3 separate regions of the Homo sapiens genome follow, and all the other regions are linked to region 2. The links are chromatin contacts, found by Hi-C or POLR2A ChIA-PET in ENCODE. All regions are on one chromosome and are shown on one strand. The core of a region is the stretch at or near the end of the contact, and the rest is flanking DNA. Distances in the headings are between cores, read along the strand shown. Region 1 has its middle 27 kb from the start of RHOB. Region 2 overlaps LOC102724948 (a long non-coding RNA gene). Region 3 overlaps LOC107985856 (a long non-coding RNA gene).

Region 1 (4,550 bases), core at 573-3,072, 62 kb after region 2:
TATATTGTTCCCCACCAAATCTCATGTTGAACTGTAATCCCTAATGCTGGAGGTGGGGCCTGGTGGAAAGTGTCTGGCTTATGGGGGCAGACCTCTCATGACTTTGTGTTGTCTTCAGATGGTTAGTTCTCATGAGATCTGGTCATTTAAAAGTGTGTGGCGCCTTCTCCCCGACCTTGCTCCCATTCTCACCATGTGATGTGCCTGCTTGGCCTTCGCCTTCCGCCATGATTGGAAGCTTCCTGAGGCCTCCCCAGAAGCAGATGCCACTATGCTTCCTGTACAGCCTGCAGAAACATAAGCCAATTAAACCTCTTTTCTTTATAAATTTCCCAGTCTCAGGTATTTCTTTATAGTAGTGCAAGAACAGTCTAATAAACCATTCAACAAAGATTTGTGGAGTATCTACTCAGCGCCAGCTTCAGTTCTAGGAGATGGGATAGAAATTGGGAAATAAATTCATCAAGAAGCCCTGAAAACCAACTCTTCAGGCTTCAGAGTGACTGAAATTGCTCTTTCTCTGGCCCTGACCATCCACGGCCCATCTGAGGCTGCAGATATCCAGATCTCCAGCAGGGCCCAAAGGGTTTCATCCATACATGTCCTTATGGATGAAGGTCCTTATGAAGTTGCCACGAAGATTACAACCTGGACTATAGCCTTGGGCTGAAAGTGACTGAGAGCAAGACAGGATAGATGATACTAAGGAGGGTCCCAAGTTGGGGTAGCATCCTCACCCCATCTGAGGGAGAGGCTGATTTCTGGTCAGCTTTTCTTCTTCATGCAGCCCCAGGGCTGAACAGAGCTCGTCCTCATTGTATGACATTCCCTTAGAGCAGCTCCACATTCTCATCTCTTCAGTGTGAAACTCCAAGCCACCTCCCTGAGCAAATGGTCTAACCCTAGTGTGCTCCACCCTTTCCATTTTCTTCCCCAGTCAGGCAATCTGGAAGACACCAGAATCCAGAACAGTCTATTTCCCAAAGTCTGAATCATTTTGTTTGCTCTAGTCCAATGCCATTGTTGGCCTTGGGGGAAGGCAGGGGTGATCAGCAGAATAAGTCAAATTGGACTTCGGCTTAGGGACACTAGTCAAGTTGGGCTTGGGCTTAGGGACAGGACATTTCGTTCTTTTTCTAGGTCTCCTACCAGTATACAGTCCTCATGAGGTCACCTCTGGGACTTCAGGGTCACACTCTGCCCTGAGTACTCCCCCAGCTGCACTGTGACCGGCCTTGCCCCAGCCTCAGCCTCTTGCCCAGATACAACCCTGAGAACTGGTGGTTAATGGTCAAATCTGACAAGACAGTGGAGCTGGGACTCCTGCCCCAGCTTGCAGATCTCTGCTTCCTGCAACTGCCTACCTGAACATGGGCTTCTGAGACCCACAGTCCTCATTCTCTCAGGTCATCAAACAGATAATGATCCGCTCAAACACACACACATATAAAGGGACACAAATCCACACATGGAGGCACACAATTTATACACACATAAGCACACACACACGTCGCTCAAAGCACAAACTTTAATTCCCAGAGTCATGATGTATAGTGAAGGAAGAGGAAACAGTGCTTTTTGAAGCGTGATCAGCCTGCCCTGCTCCCCAGCCCACTGCAGAGCACGTTCATTCCCCTTTGTTCTTCTTCCTGTTTTAAGACTGTGTCCCTATTGGTGCATCAGAAATAGGACCATTACAGAGTCATCCACCCGCCCCCATACCCATCACTTAATCCCCAAAGGCCTGGCAGAAGCTTCCATTATTCCCTTTGGGCTCTTTGGGTCAGGTCACATTCTTGAGATCTTTTATACTCTTGTCCAAATAACCCCTGTGGGCTTTGCTCGTCCGGTTAGGCAGGCAATGAAAGAATCATTTTCGCCAGGATCACTCTGCAGAATATAAATGTGGGTGAGTGTGTGGAAGGGAAAGACCATGTGCTTGGGTGAGCTCATTAAGGAACAGTCCAGGCAAACACTGCCCAGTCCTCCCAAGGTCACCTCTGGGACTTCAGGGTCACACTCTGCCCTGAGTGCTCCCCCAGCTGTGCTGTGACCGGCCTTGCTCTGGCCTCAGTCTATTGCCCAGACACAGGCCTGAGGATTAGCAGTTAATGGTCAAACCCCACAAGACAGTGGAGCTGGGGCTCCTGCTCCAGCTTCCAGATCTCCACTTCCTGCTACTGCTTACCTGAACACAGGCTTCTGAGACCCACAGCCCTGAGAGGGTGGGCTGAGCCTGCAGGGCCCGTGACCCTGGATCCCCAAGCTCAAGCCCCCCAAATCCAGGGCAGCAAGCAGCCTGGTGGTTTGTGTCCTGCAGCTATTTTCAAAACACCTAGAGGGCCCAGCATGGTGGCTCACACCTGTAATCCCAGCACTTTGGGAGGCCAAGGTGGGTGGATCACTTGAAGTCAGGAGTTTGAGACCACCCTGGCCAAGATGGTGAAATCCCGTCTCTACTAAAAATACAAAAAATTAGCCAGGCATGGTGGCGCATGTAATCCCAGTTACTCGGGAGGCTGAGGCAGGAGAATCACTTAAACCCAGGAGGCAGAGGTTGCAATGAGCCAAGATCGTGCCACTGCACTCCAGCCTGGGCAGCAGAGCGAGACTTCGTCTCAAAACAAACAAACACCTAGAAAATGTTTGCTCCCAGCTAGAATTCATGTTGAGATGGGAGGACTCGAAGAGGAATAGAGCTGGGGTGGCTCCTCAAGCCTGGGCTAAGAAGACGTGCCTATGGTGGAGTTTCCAAGGCAGAAGATAGGAAATCCCAAAAGGCCAGGGAGATGGCAGCCCTACTTGGCTTGGCATTGGTCAGTCTACAGCTGGAGTTTGGGGGTCCTGGTGTTCCAGCTCTGGAACTTGCTCCTTCAGGAGCCGCCTTGGACAGAGGAGGGTGAAGCCTTCACAGTCACTTCTAGCAGGGACAGCCAAGTGCTGACCCAAGGGTGGCTGGCCTGGAGCCCAGCAGATATTAGACTTAAACGTCCACAGTCAGAGGAGAGCAGGGTGAGGCTCCAGATGGCAGAGCTGGGGCCCCTCAGTAGACGGAACAGGGGGGCGGCCTCTCCCTACAGGAAGGCAGCCTTATCCAAGGCTGGAGATGGTGCTCTCCTGAGGGCACACAGGCCCTGTTTCTGGAGGGGTGGAACTTGGGCCAGGGTGGCACCTTGGCAGAACTGCTCTGGGAAGTACCCTTCATGGGAAGCTGGGCTCAGTCAACTTTGAGATCTCTCCCACTCAAGAGGCCTTGGTTCTGAGTCTGTGGATGGGCTGAATTACTTATTGAGTGGAGGGTCCCGGCCTTCCCAGCAGCATCAAAGCCTCATGTCCCTGCAGGGCATTCCTGAGTAGCTTTTATCCTTTTATCTTGGGCTTTGAAGGAAGAACAATAATCCCGTGCATAAATTTAAAAATCTTGTAGTAGCCACAGGCTTTGAACATACACTTCACCCTCCCTACCACCCTGCAGGCTCCCAGAGGCTCCTCGGGCTGGAAATGGGGACAGCAGAGGTCTAACACCTGGCTCAGCCTCCGCTGGGCAACAAAGCCCTTTGGCAAAGGGCGGAACTGGCATTTGGGACAGTTGGATTTGGCTTCCAGTCACTTGGAACCCTCCATAATAGCCATGACTTCAGGAGATTCTATGAAGACATGATGAGACCACAGCCACCTTGATGCCTTTCCAAGATGTCTTATCTTAGGTGCAGAGGCATTTTGGGTGAAGTCATTTCTAAGGGGAACCCCTTCCCATTTTTCAGTTCCTGAATAAATCAGAAGTTTGGATGGTTTAGAGAATCCACTTATCATCTGGATCAGTTAGTTAAGCAACTGGTTAAACTGCTCTGGATCTCAATCTTCTCATCTGACAAATAAAGATCACATAATCCAGCACTGGCATTCTGTGCTCCTGGGACTGTTTCTGTGTGGTGTCTGTGTGCTGAGCTCCAGGGAATCAGCCCTCAGCCCTGCTTGAAATAAAGCAGAGAAAGACATCCCTCCCCAAGGGGACACTGGGACCTCTGACTCCTCTGGGCTTTCCAAGTCAGTGGACCAGAGCTCTCAATGCAGATTGCCAACTGGAAGAGTTGAAGCCAAGGCTAAGCCATCTCTAGTAAAGGACACTATAGAGAGGACTTCTTGTTTGGGACACACACACATACACACACACTCCTTTCAGAACACAAACCACCTCTGATTCAACTTGGAATTCCTAGTTTTAAGCACAGGGTGTGGCATAAGGCAGTTGCTCCATAAAGAGGTGGTGATGGATGAACAAAAAATGAAAGAACAAAAACCCATAAAACCTACTAAGGTTATCCTGCCAGTGTCCTGAAAACGTGCCATGTCCCATTCCAGTTAGTCCTCACATCTTTAATCTGAATGAATGTTTACTTAATTACTAAAATCTCTTAAGAACTTTATGGGAGAGAGATAGCAGGGGTCCAGGAGGATGACCTGGATTCTCACTCCTGCTCCTGATGAGCTGTGTGACCTTAAACAACCACCCAGCTTCGATGGGCCTCATTTTCCATCTTTAAAATGAG
Region 2 (4,406 bases), core at 1,294-3,793:
TGCCTTAGCCACACTCAGCCTTAATCTCCTGATCTGCAAAATGGGGAGAACCACACTAACTTTGCAGTTTGCGGTGAGAGTCAAGGAAACCCACGTGAGAAGTGTCTGGCACTGTGCCTCGCATGTAGTAAGTACTCACTAAATACTCGTTTACAGTTTTTTTCCCCTCCCTGTCTTAACCTTTTTTTCTCCAGTAAGTGACTGGGGACAGGAGTCCACTCTAAGAACCTCTGCCTGCCCTCAGAACTCCGTGGCCAGTGAGGGCTGCATGACCCCTTTGTGCTGGGAAGGTGCATCTCAGGACACTGACCTGCCTGTGCCCAGGCTCATGGTGTGGGCAGAGAAACTGTGGGTGAGACCTTTGTGAAAATGGAAACCCAGATGACCGGGAAGGGGAGGGGCCCCAGGAGGAGGGAGAACCAAAGGTCCTTGCTGTCTGTTATTCCACCTGTTTGTTTTCCCCTAATCCCCAGCCCACAGGGAGCTGCCACATTTCCCCTGACTCCCCCAGCGGGCCCAGCTCAGGGGCAGAGGCCGAGCAACACAAGCTGATCAGGCCACCATCACTGTTGGCTTCTGTGCCCAGGGGGTCCCTGCAGCCACCATCAGGAAAGCTCCCACCCTGGGGACAGTCTCTCCTGCCTCCTGTTCTTCCTGGGGTCAAAGACGTGCTCCTGCTCAAGGGTGAGCAGGTGCATGGGCTGGTGCCACCAGCTGGTACAGTGGCTCCCTTCTGCTCCCATGAGGGGCCTGGGAGATATTTCAGGGCTCTGTCCTCAGCCAAGCGTGGACTCAGCCAAACACTTGGGCAGGAGGGATGGTATCTTGTTGCCTTCAGGGCTTGGCTGAGCCCAGGGTCGAGAGCATTTTCAGATAGATGCCTGCTAACACACCAAACACGTCACTCCTTAACAAGATCTCCCTTGTGCCAGGGCTTGAGCTGAGCTCCAGGGAGTGAGAGAAAGGGGACCTAACAGACTTGTGGGAGACGAGCGTGAAGACAAAGCAATGACCCCAGATAGGCCAGTCGCAAATGCCAGGAAAGATCCACGGACCCTGGAGTTTCACCTGGACCTTGAGAAACAGAATTTGAATATTGTGGAGATTAACAAAACAAAACACCACAGGAGCAAAGGTCCTGAGTGAAGCTGGCCCTTTGGGGCTGGTGTATCTGGTCAGCTGGTAGGCATGGAGGGCCCACCCCACGGGGAGAAGCCAGGCAGAGAAAGAAGGCTGGAGGCGGCCGGAAAAGACGGAAAAGACACAGGTGTCAGGCGACGTTTGAATTGATTTTCAGCACTAGGGAGCCATCTCTGATCAGGGAGTGGAGTGAGCAGAAATGCCTTCTGGAGGAGGCCTTGAAACCACCTTTGCAAAAATGGTATCAGTGAGAAAATTATGACAGTGAAAGAGATCTCAGCTAACCTACCCCCAATCTTTCCTTTCCCTTCCTTATTCCTGGGTATTGGGCCGAGCTAACTTTGAAGACATTTAGGCTGTAGTTTAAATGGTAACAGGCCTTGTCCCAAAACGCAGCTGCTTTTGTAAAGCTAATGAGAGGCCATCAGGCCTGGGGGAGTAGAGGGCCCTGACTCCTGCTAAGGCGCAGACATAAAAGACTGTCAGCCACGATGCCAGAGGTCAGAAGACAGGCAACTTCCCTAATTACTCCTGCAAATAATGCCAATGTTGTGAACCTAAGGTCGGCCTTCCGAGATACCTTTTCAGGCCTTTTGCATGTCTGACACCCATGGCTCCACCTGGACCCGCCAACCTTGCCCCTGTGGCCCCACCCAGAAGTGACTCAGCACCCAGGAGGACAGCTTCGACCCCCTAAGATTTCATCTCTGCCAACAGCAAGCACCTGTTACCTGGCCACCCCCAACTCTTCCCCCAAACTGCCTTTGAAAAACCCCTAACCTACAAGCTTTGAAGATAATTTCAGTACTAACTCTGTCTCCCACATGGCACGGCGGGCCTTGGGTCTGTTCAATTCTTTCTTTACTGCAATTCCACGACCTTTCTTCATGCAGTGGGCAGGAAGAACTCCTCCAGTGATTACAGCCTGGGGTGCAGGGTCTGGATGGACGGAGCAGCACCTGGAGAGGGCCGTTAACCCTCTGTTGTCCATGTGTGGCTAGGCGAGGGCTGCAGCCAGACCCATGGCCTTATCTGCCTGCAGGGCCCGCCTGAGCCCTCAGTGACAGACACAGGTTTCTAAGCCAACCCAGAGGGGATGCAGAGCCCTCCCTTTGGAGAGTTGAGATCCTGCTGAACCTAGGAAAGTACTGAAACACCAGCAGAGAGCTCACAGAGCAGCCATGGCCAGGGCTCAGGCACTGCCTGCGGCCCACCCTGGAGCTCCCACGCCCACCTGTCTCATCTTTCCAGAACTGGCCCATCTCTGCAGAGTTGGCAGCAGGTCCTCCTGCCAGCTGAGAGCCAGCTCCAGGACTCCTTGGCTTTTTCCAGGCAGAGCCCAAGGCCCAGGTGCCAAACCCGTGTCCCAGCTCTTCTTGGCAGGCCTGGCCCTTGTTTGTCTTTGGGTTTTTCAACTTTTTATTTTGGAATCATTACAGACAAGTTGCAACGATAGTACAGAGAGTTCGTTCCCATGTACCCTCACCCAGCTTCCGCTAGTGTTAACGTCTTACATAACCGTGGTACACTTGTCAAAGCAAAGAAATTAACATTGGAACAATACTATTAATTGAACTACAGACTTTATTTGGATTTTAGAGTTTTTCCTTAAGGGACATTACAGTGTCATTTTTCTTGCCTAGGCCCAATCCCGGTTGCCACGTTGCATTTAGTTGTCACGTCCTTTGGTCTCCTTTCACCTGGGACCACTTCTCAGGGTTTCCTTGCTTCTTATGACCTTGACAATTTTTTTTAAATTATGGTAAAATAGATACGTAACATATTGCTATTTTAACCATCTTTAAGTGTATAATTAAGTGGCAGTAATTGCATTCACAATGTTGTGAAACCATCATCACTATTTCCAAAACAGAAACTCTGCCCCTTAACCAGTAACTCTCCACTCCCCTCCTCCCAGGTACCTTTTTTTTTTTTCTTTTGCGACAGAGTCTTGCTCTGTTGCCCAGGCTGCAATGATCTTGGCTCACTGCAACCTCCACTTCCCAGGTTCAAGCAATTCTCCTGCCTCAGCCTCCCGAGTAGCTGGGATTACAGGTGCCTGCCAACATGCCCAGCCAGTTGTTTGTATTTTTAGTAGAGACGGGGTTTTGCCATGTTGGCCAGGCTGGTCTCGAACTCCTGACCTCAGGTGAGCCACCCACCTCGGCCTCCCAAAGTGCTGGGATTATAGGCGTGAGCCACCGCACCTGGCCCCAGGTACCTCTTAAGAGGCTTAGAGGAGCCCCTACCACAGCCTCATGCCCAAGAAAGAGGTCTTGTTGTTTCTGGCCAGAATTGGTCCTTCCAGACCCTAAAGCTACACAAAGAAGCCTGCAGGAGTCGCTCCCTTCCTTATGGTGTCCATGGTGGGCACGAATCCTTGATCCTTAGCAAAATGCATACTCACTAAGGGTAGAGAGAAGTAGAAAGTCCCCATCCTGCCCCCTTCTCCTGTGTTGGCTTTTGTTTGTTTGTGTTTGTTTGTTTGTTTTCTGAGATAGGCGCTTGCTCTGTCAGGGCTGGAATGCAGTGGTGCAATCACGGCTCACTGTAGCCTTGACCAACCCCCCACCCGGGCTCAAGTGATCCTTGGGCCTCAGCCTCCTGAGTAGCTTACGCACCACCACACTCAGCTAATTTTTAATTTTTTTTTTGTAGAGACTTGGTGTCCCTGTGTTGCCCAGGGTGGTCCTGTACTGGCTTTTTAACAAAGGCTGAGACACCTTAGACATAGCTACTGACAGCTCCCTGGCTGAAGTCCGAACACCCAGCACTAGCATTTCTCTTTGTGGGGTCAATGTGGGGTTCTCAGAGGAGTCTACCCAGGCAGAGCACCCTAGATAGAGGTGCCCACTGCCCACCGGCCCCAGCTGTTATCACCATCGTGGTAGTCATGCAGACGAGAGTATCACTCTGCATAACTGCAGTCCCAAATTGGGGATGCCATCCTCAACAGGCTGTCTCCAAGGGCACACTGGACACAGGATGGCCTCAAAGCCAGGGGTGTGAGACCAGAGCCCGCACCATGCGGGCCTCTGCCACCTTGTAACAGGCATGGGACAGCAATGTGCCTGGCTTCCTGCCCCCAGGGCCACAGCCTTCTGGCCACAATCAGCAGACTCAGCCCTGCCACAGATCCGGGCACTCAGGACCCGGGCGCCCGTTGCCAGACTCCTGTCATCGGTCTCCAGCCACCTGTCCAGACACTCGTGCACCCCGATGGAACGTACTTGCTGCTTCCTCCCCTTTCCCTTACAAAATATCCT
Region 3 (4,446 bases), core at 388-2,887, 41 kb after region 2:
CTCCATCTTCCCCAATCTTCAGGGCATCCAGTAGGAAGTATCGTCACCATTTCTACACCCAACAGTCATTTCCACTAGGCCTCTTGTCACTGCAATAGAGCATAAGCCAGACGTGGGGGTCCACCAAGCTCCTAACAGGGGAGGGGAAAGCCTGGAGCATTTTGTTGAGCTCAGGCTGAGGGGAGCAGCACACCCTAGATTCTCAGATTCACTGGGGCTCCTGCTGCGTCCCCCTTTCCATTCCCTCCACTCTCTCCACTCTGTTCCTTGTTCAGCCCATAACGGCCTCCCCGGGCCACTGGTCAGCCCCCAGTGTGCACGCCCATCCAGCTTTCCTCCACCCTGCAGGTGGACTCACCTCCTGCTCCTGTCCCAACCTAGCTCAAAGCCCTTCCCGACTTCCTCAGCATTCACTTTTGCCACAGCTGCCCTACACACATCCCCTATTTCAGCAGCATTGCCCATAGGAAGGAGTTCAGCTTAAGTCACAAATGCATCAAAATAATAAACGTGTCCTCTTTTCAGTCCCCCGAAAGCACCAGGCACCACGCCGCCTCTGCACTTCTGTCCCCGTTGTTCTTCACCTTGGAAGCCAGCTTCCCCCTCTCCACTTACTCACACCTCGCTGTGGATGAGGACTGAGTGCCTGGCCTCTGCCAACCCCAGCCAGCAATATAGCTGAGGGAGCAGGAGGTTGTCCACTCAGCCCAAGGAAGGAGAGGCCACGCTCAGCCCCATGCGGGGGCTCTGCAGCTACTGCCCTTCGCAGCTGTGCCTGGGGCTCAAGAATGTCCCAGAACCCTCACCCTCCCCTCCTACCCCACCCGGCAAATGGAGTGCTGAGAAGGCACCGCTCCCCCGTGCTCTCCACCACCTCTGCAGACATTGTCCTGCCCTCCCATGTCCCATCCGCCACCCAGCTGGGCTTCAGGACATGGATGATGCTTGGTCTGCAGTCTATACAGTTCCAGAAGATCAAGAAAAACATTCTTGCAGTAGAAAACAGTGTTCTATGTGCAGAAGTTGACAGGTGCTATTGTCACCTTTCAGAGCAATTTGATGCCTTCTGAAACGTGAGTGCCTGTCACTGGAGGAGGAAGTGTTTTTGCCAAGCGTTTGATGCATTTCCAGCAAAGTCACGAAACGCACAAAGCTGCCTAGCAGCGGCCTGCTCCTCAGCCAGCCACCGCTCCAGGCTTCCTTGAGCTTCATGGTGTCCTGAGGGCAACACTGTGTGCCCTGACCCTGCTTTGTCTTCTAGTGGGAGACCTGAACTAGAGTGCCATGAGTCAGCAGGCTCAGTCCGCACTCTTTGCCAGGACATGAGCAGAACTAGGGGGACAACTTCTGCTACATTTGCTTGGAATTGCTTTTGTCTTTTCATCCTAATGAGGTAGAAAGTGGGAGAGGGGCTCCGTGTAGTCTGTCCCCTGAACGTCTCTGCCCCCACACCACTGCCCCACCCCAAACCCAGAGTGGACTCACTCATCCTGGAGCTCAGCCACCCCCACACCTGGAGGGTGGTGGCATGCCACCAGGGACATTAGCTGGACAGTAAAGGCTAGTCTGTCCCTCCCAGCACAGTGAGTCACCAGGCAACGACTAGCTCCTCAACAACAGAAGAGTAGGAATCAGGGATGACCAGTTGTTCTTGCTCCAGTGAATGCCAAAATGCCCCTTGGGGATTCTTGGGCTCTTCTCTAGAAACAGGGAATGTATAATGAGGGCATTGGAATCTCAGAGCCTCTCTGTTAATATAGTAAATGTTTATGAGTATAAACTCTAGAGTCAGTATGCGTGGGTTCAAATTCTACCTCTGCCATTTATGTAAACGCTGTGTGACCTCAGACAGTGATTTGGCTTTTCTGTGCTTAGACTCCCTATCTTTAAAATGAGACTTTTAAAGGTAATAAGGGAGCTCCTCTACTTCTTAAATTTGTCTCAGAACAATTAATATTTAGTATATTAATATATTTTAAAGTAATGTCAAAAACCGCAATTATTTTTGCACTAATCTAATACTTTTAACAATGTCCAGCGCATGGTAAGTACCACAAGTGCTAACTTGCTTTGGGGGAGTTAGACAGAAATCAAGTGCACAGGCTCTTAGAACTTGGGGATAAGTAGCCAGAAAACAAACAAAACAAAAAATTGGGCCAGGTGCAGTGGCTCGTGCCTGTAATACCAGCACTTCAGGAGGCCGAGGCTGGGGGATTGCTTGCGCTCAGGAGTTTGAGACCAGCCTGGGTAACATGGTGAAACCTCATATCTACAAAAAATACAAAACTTAGCTGGGTATGGTGGCATGTACCTGAAGTCTCAGCTACTCGGGAGGCTGAGGCGGGAGGATTGTTCAAACCCAGGAGGTCGAGGCTGCAGTGAGCTGTGATCATGTCACTGACATTGTGCCACTACACTCCAGCCTGGGCAGCAGAGCAAAAAAAAAAAAAAAAATGAAGATTAATGGATTTTGGATCTTGGTTCTGTCCCTTTCTAGCTGTGTGACTTTGGGCCAGTTAGTTAAATGCTTTGTGCATCAGTTTTCTCATCTAAAGGGGGCAATGTTACTAGTACTAGAATAGTTAAACGATTAGATGGATGGATATTTAGAAAGTTTAGAGCAATGCCTAGTACTACATTAGCTATTATTACTGTTCTGCATTATTATTATTATTATTATTTTATAGTTTACCTATGAGTATTGTATTATTATTTCTCTGCTATAGGAGAGACACAATTTCAGGGCCCTCATTCCCCAGGCTGTGAGGGGCCTCAGCTGAGGAACAAGGGTCAGACTAGAGCCCCAGAAGGTGGTAATCTCTTTGGCCCTGGAGTGGGGCAGGCCAATGCTCAGTCTGGTCGGAGGGTTCTCATTTGCAATTCTAACAGAAGCAGGGCACTGCTGGATCCTCCAAGGAGGGCAGTACTATTATGAAGTGTGACCCAGGCCATCACCATCCACAAGAAAAGAGCCTGAACTTTGGGGATCAACAGATATGGTTTCAAACTTTGACTCTGTCTCTCAGCAGCCCTGTGACCTTGGACAAGCTGCTTGATTTTCTGAACCTCCATTTCCTCATCTCCAAATGATGGTAGGATCACCTTCCCTGCAGAGGCAGCTACACTCCTGGCCCTGCACTGGTTCAGGAAAAGCAATTCTTTCTTTCCTCATCCCTTACTTGACCTCTTTCAACTCTGTGATTTGGGGCCAGCCGAGGCTGAATTTAGGGAGGAAAGGCTCGTTTCATTTCACTTACTCCCTCAGGACCAAAAGCTGCAGGTCAGAGTCAATTTGACAAACCCAAGAATCCATTTAACATCTTTGATTAAGATCTCAAACCCCCAAGGAAAAGCATCTGTGCTATGATGTGGAGTGTCTATTTCTGAGGCTGTGGTTTTTGTGTTTTTCTTTTTACTTAATCCATGGAATGCATAAATATATGTTAGTGGTATTTAGAAAAAAAGACTTCAAACAATACAGAAGAATTTTGAGTAAAAAGTGAAAGTACCATTCTGCAATGACCATTTTGCAACAAACCTGCTTCCTCTTCCTTACAGAAGAGATCACCATAAATAATTTAGTGTTCAGTCATTCTAGACCTTTTTCTTTTTCCTTTTTTTTTTATTGAGATGGAGTTTCGCTCTTTTTGTCCAGGCTGGAGTGCAATGGCGCAATCTCGGCTCACTGCAACCTCTGCCTCCCAGGTTCAAGCAATTCTCCTGCCTCCGCCTCCTGAGTAGCTGGAATTACAGGCACCCACCACCATGCCCAGCTAATTTTGTATTTTTAGTGGAGATGGGGTTTCACCATGTTGGCCAGGCTGGTCTCGAACTCTTGACCTCAGGTGATCCACCCGCCTTGGCCTCCCAAAGTGCTGGGATTACAGGCATGAGCCACCGCACCGGGCCTCTAGACCTTTTTCTATGTGTGTACAGAGAAATGTAAGTATTACTTTACTTATTTGGATCCTGCGCCATATGCTACTCTAAGACATGTTGCTTCTGTTTAACATGTCTTTGAGAGCCTTCCTTGTTGGCACAAGTTGAGCTGCCTCATTGTTTTTAATGGCTGCATATTATCCATTTGTGTGGATGGACAATTCATTTGCCAGCTCCTCTCCTGTTAAGCATCTAGGGTGTTTGCAACTTCTTGCTCTTATGAATGTGTGTGTGCCTTTGTGCAAATGTGGAAACATTTCTGTAAGAGTTTCCTAGAAATGGAATTCCCAGCCCCAAGGATTGAAGGAGGTACAACTTACTCTACATTATACCTCCTTACTATATTTTATTTTTATTCATAGCATTTATTATAAATAACACTTTCTATTTATTTATTGTCTACTTTTCCCACTAAAATATAATTTTCACAAGAGCAGGTACCTTGTCTGTCTGAATTCAATGCTATATCCCCAATGCCTCGAATAGCTCCTGGCACATAGTAGGGAT

What was found. A loop is a pair of places that touch in the nucleus more often than their neighbours do. ChIA-PET counts read pairs that join two places held with the same protein, here RNA polymerase II (POLR2A). Pooled maps may share reads with other maps.
Region 1: a map of right lobe of liver shows a loop between it and region 2 (2.3-fold over the local background). The contact joins two enhancer-like sites. A Hi-C loop is called at or near these places in 7 of 168 maps with a recorded cell type or tissue (heart left ventricle, heart right ventricle, right cardiac atrium and 2 more) and 1 of 50 pooled maps. POLR2A ChIA-PET finds 5 or more read pairs at or near these places in 2 of 52 experiments (HepG2 and activated naive CD8-positive, alpha-beta T cell).
Region 3: a loop to region 2 is called in a map of gastrocnemius medialis, with 2.7 times the contacts of the local background. The contact joins two enhancer-like sites. A Hi-C loop is called at or near these places in 7 of 168 maps with a recorded cell type or tissue (HepG2, PC-9, breast epithelium and 3 more), 1 of 37 single-sample maps with no recorded cell type and 2 of 50 pooled maps. POLR2A ChIA-PET finds 5 or more read pairs at or near these places in 4 of 52 experiments (HepG2, PC-3, T-cell and 1 more).

The regions. Positions count from the first base shown.
Region 1 is chr2:20,471,766-20,476,315 of GRCh38, reverse strand. No RefSeq gene overlaps it. Among named protein-coding and RNA genes, the nearest start is that of RHOB, 27 kb to the right of the region's middle. Within about 2 kb of position 1,822, at least 6 of the 41 ENCODE cell types and tissues checked have a DNase peak (open chromatin) inside an H3K27ac peak, as active enhancers do; they include right lobe of liver, where a contact is called at or near this core.
Region 2 is chr2:20,534,892-20,539,297 of GRCh38, reverse strand. It overlaps LOC102724948 (a long non-coding RNA gene), which reads left to right. Exons shown (of 3, transcript XR_939794.3): 2 at 1-127. Among named protein-coding and RNA genes, the nearest start is that of HS1BP3-IT1, 55 kb to the left of the region's middle. RefSeq lists an enhancer at 3,930-4,406. Within about 2 kb of position 2,543, at least 7 of the 41 ENCODE cell types and tissues checked have a DNase peak (open chromatin) inside an H3K27ac peak, as active enhancers do; they include breast epithelium, gastrocnemius medialis and right lobe of liver, where a contact is called at or near this core.
Region 3 is chr2:20,493,427-20,497,872 of GRCh38, reverse strand. The region is part of intron 1 of LOC107985856 (a long non-coding RNA gene); the gene reads left to right. Among named protein-coding and RNA genes, the nearest start is that of RHOB, 49 kb to the right of the region's middle. Within about 2 kb of position 1,637, at least 4 of the 41 ENCODE cell types and tissues checked have a DNase peak (open chromatin) inside an H3K27ac peak, as active enhancers do; they include breast epithelium and gastrocnemius medialis, where a contact is called at or near this core.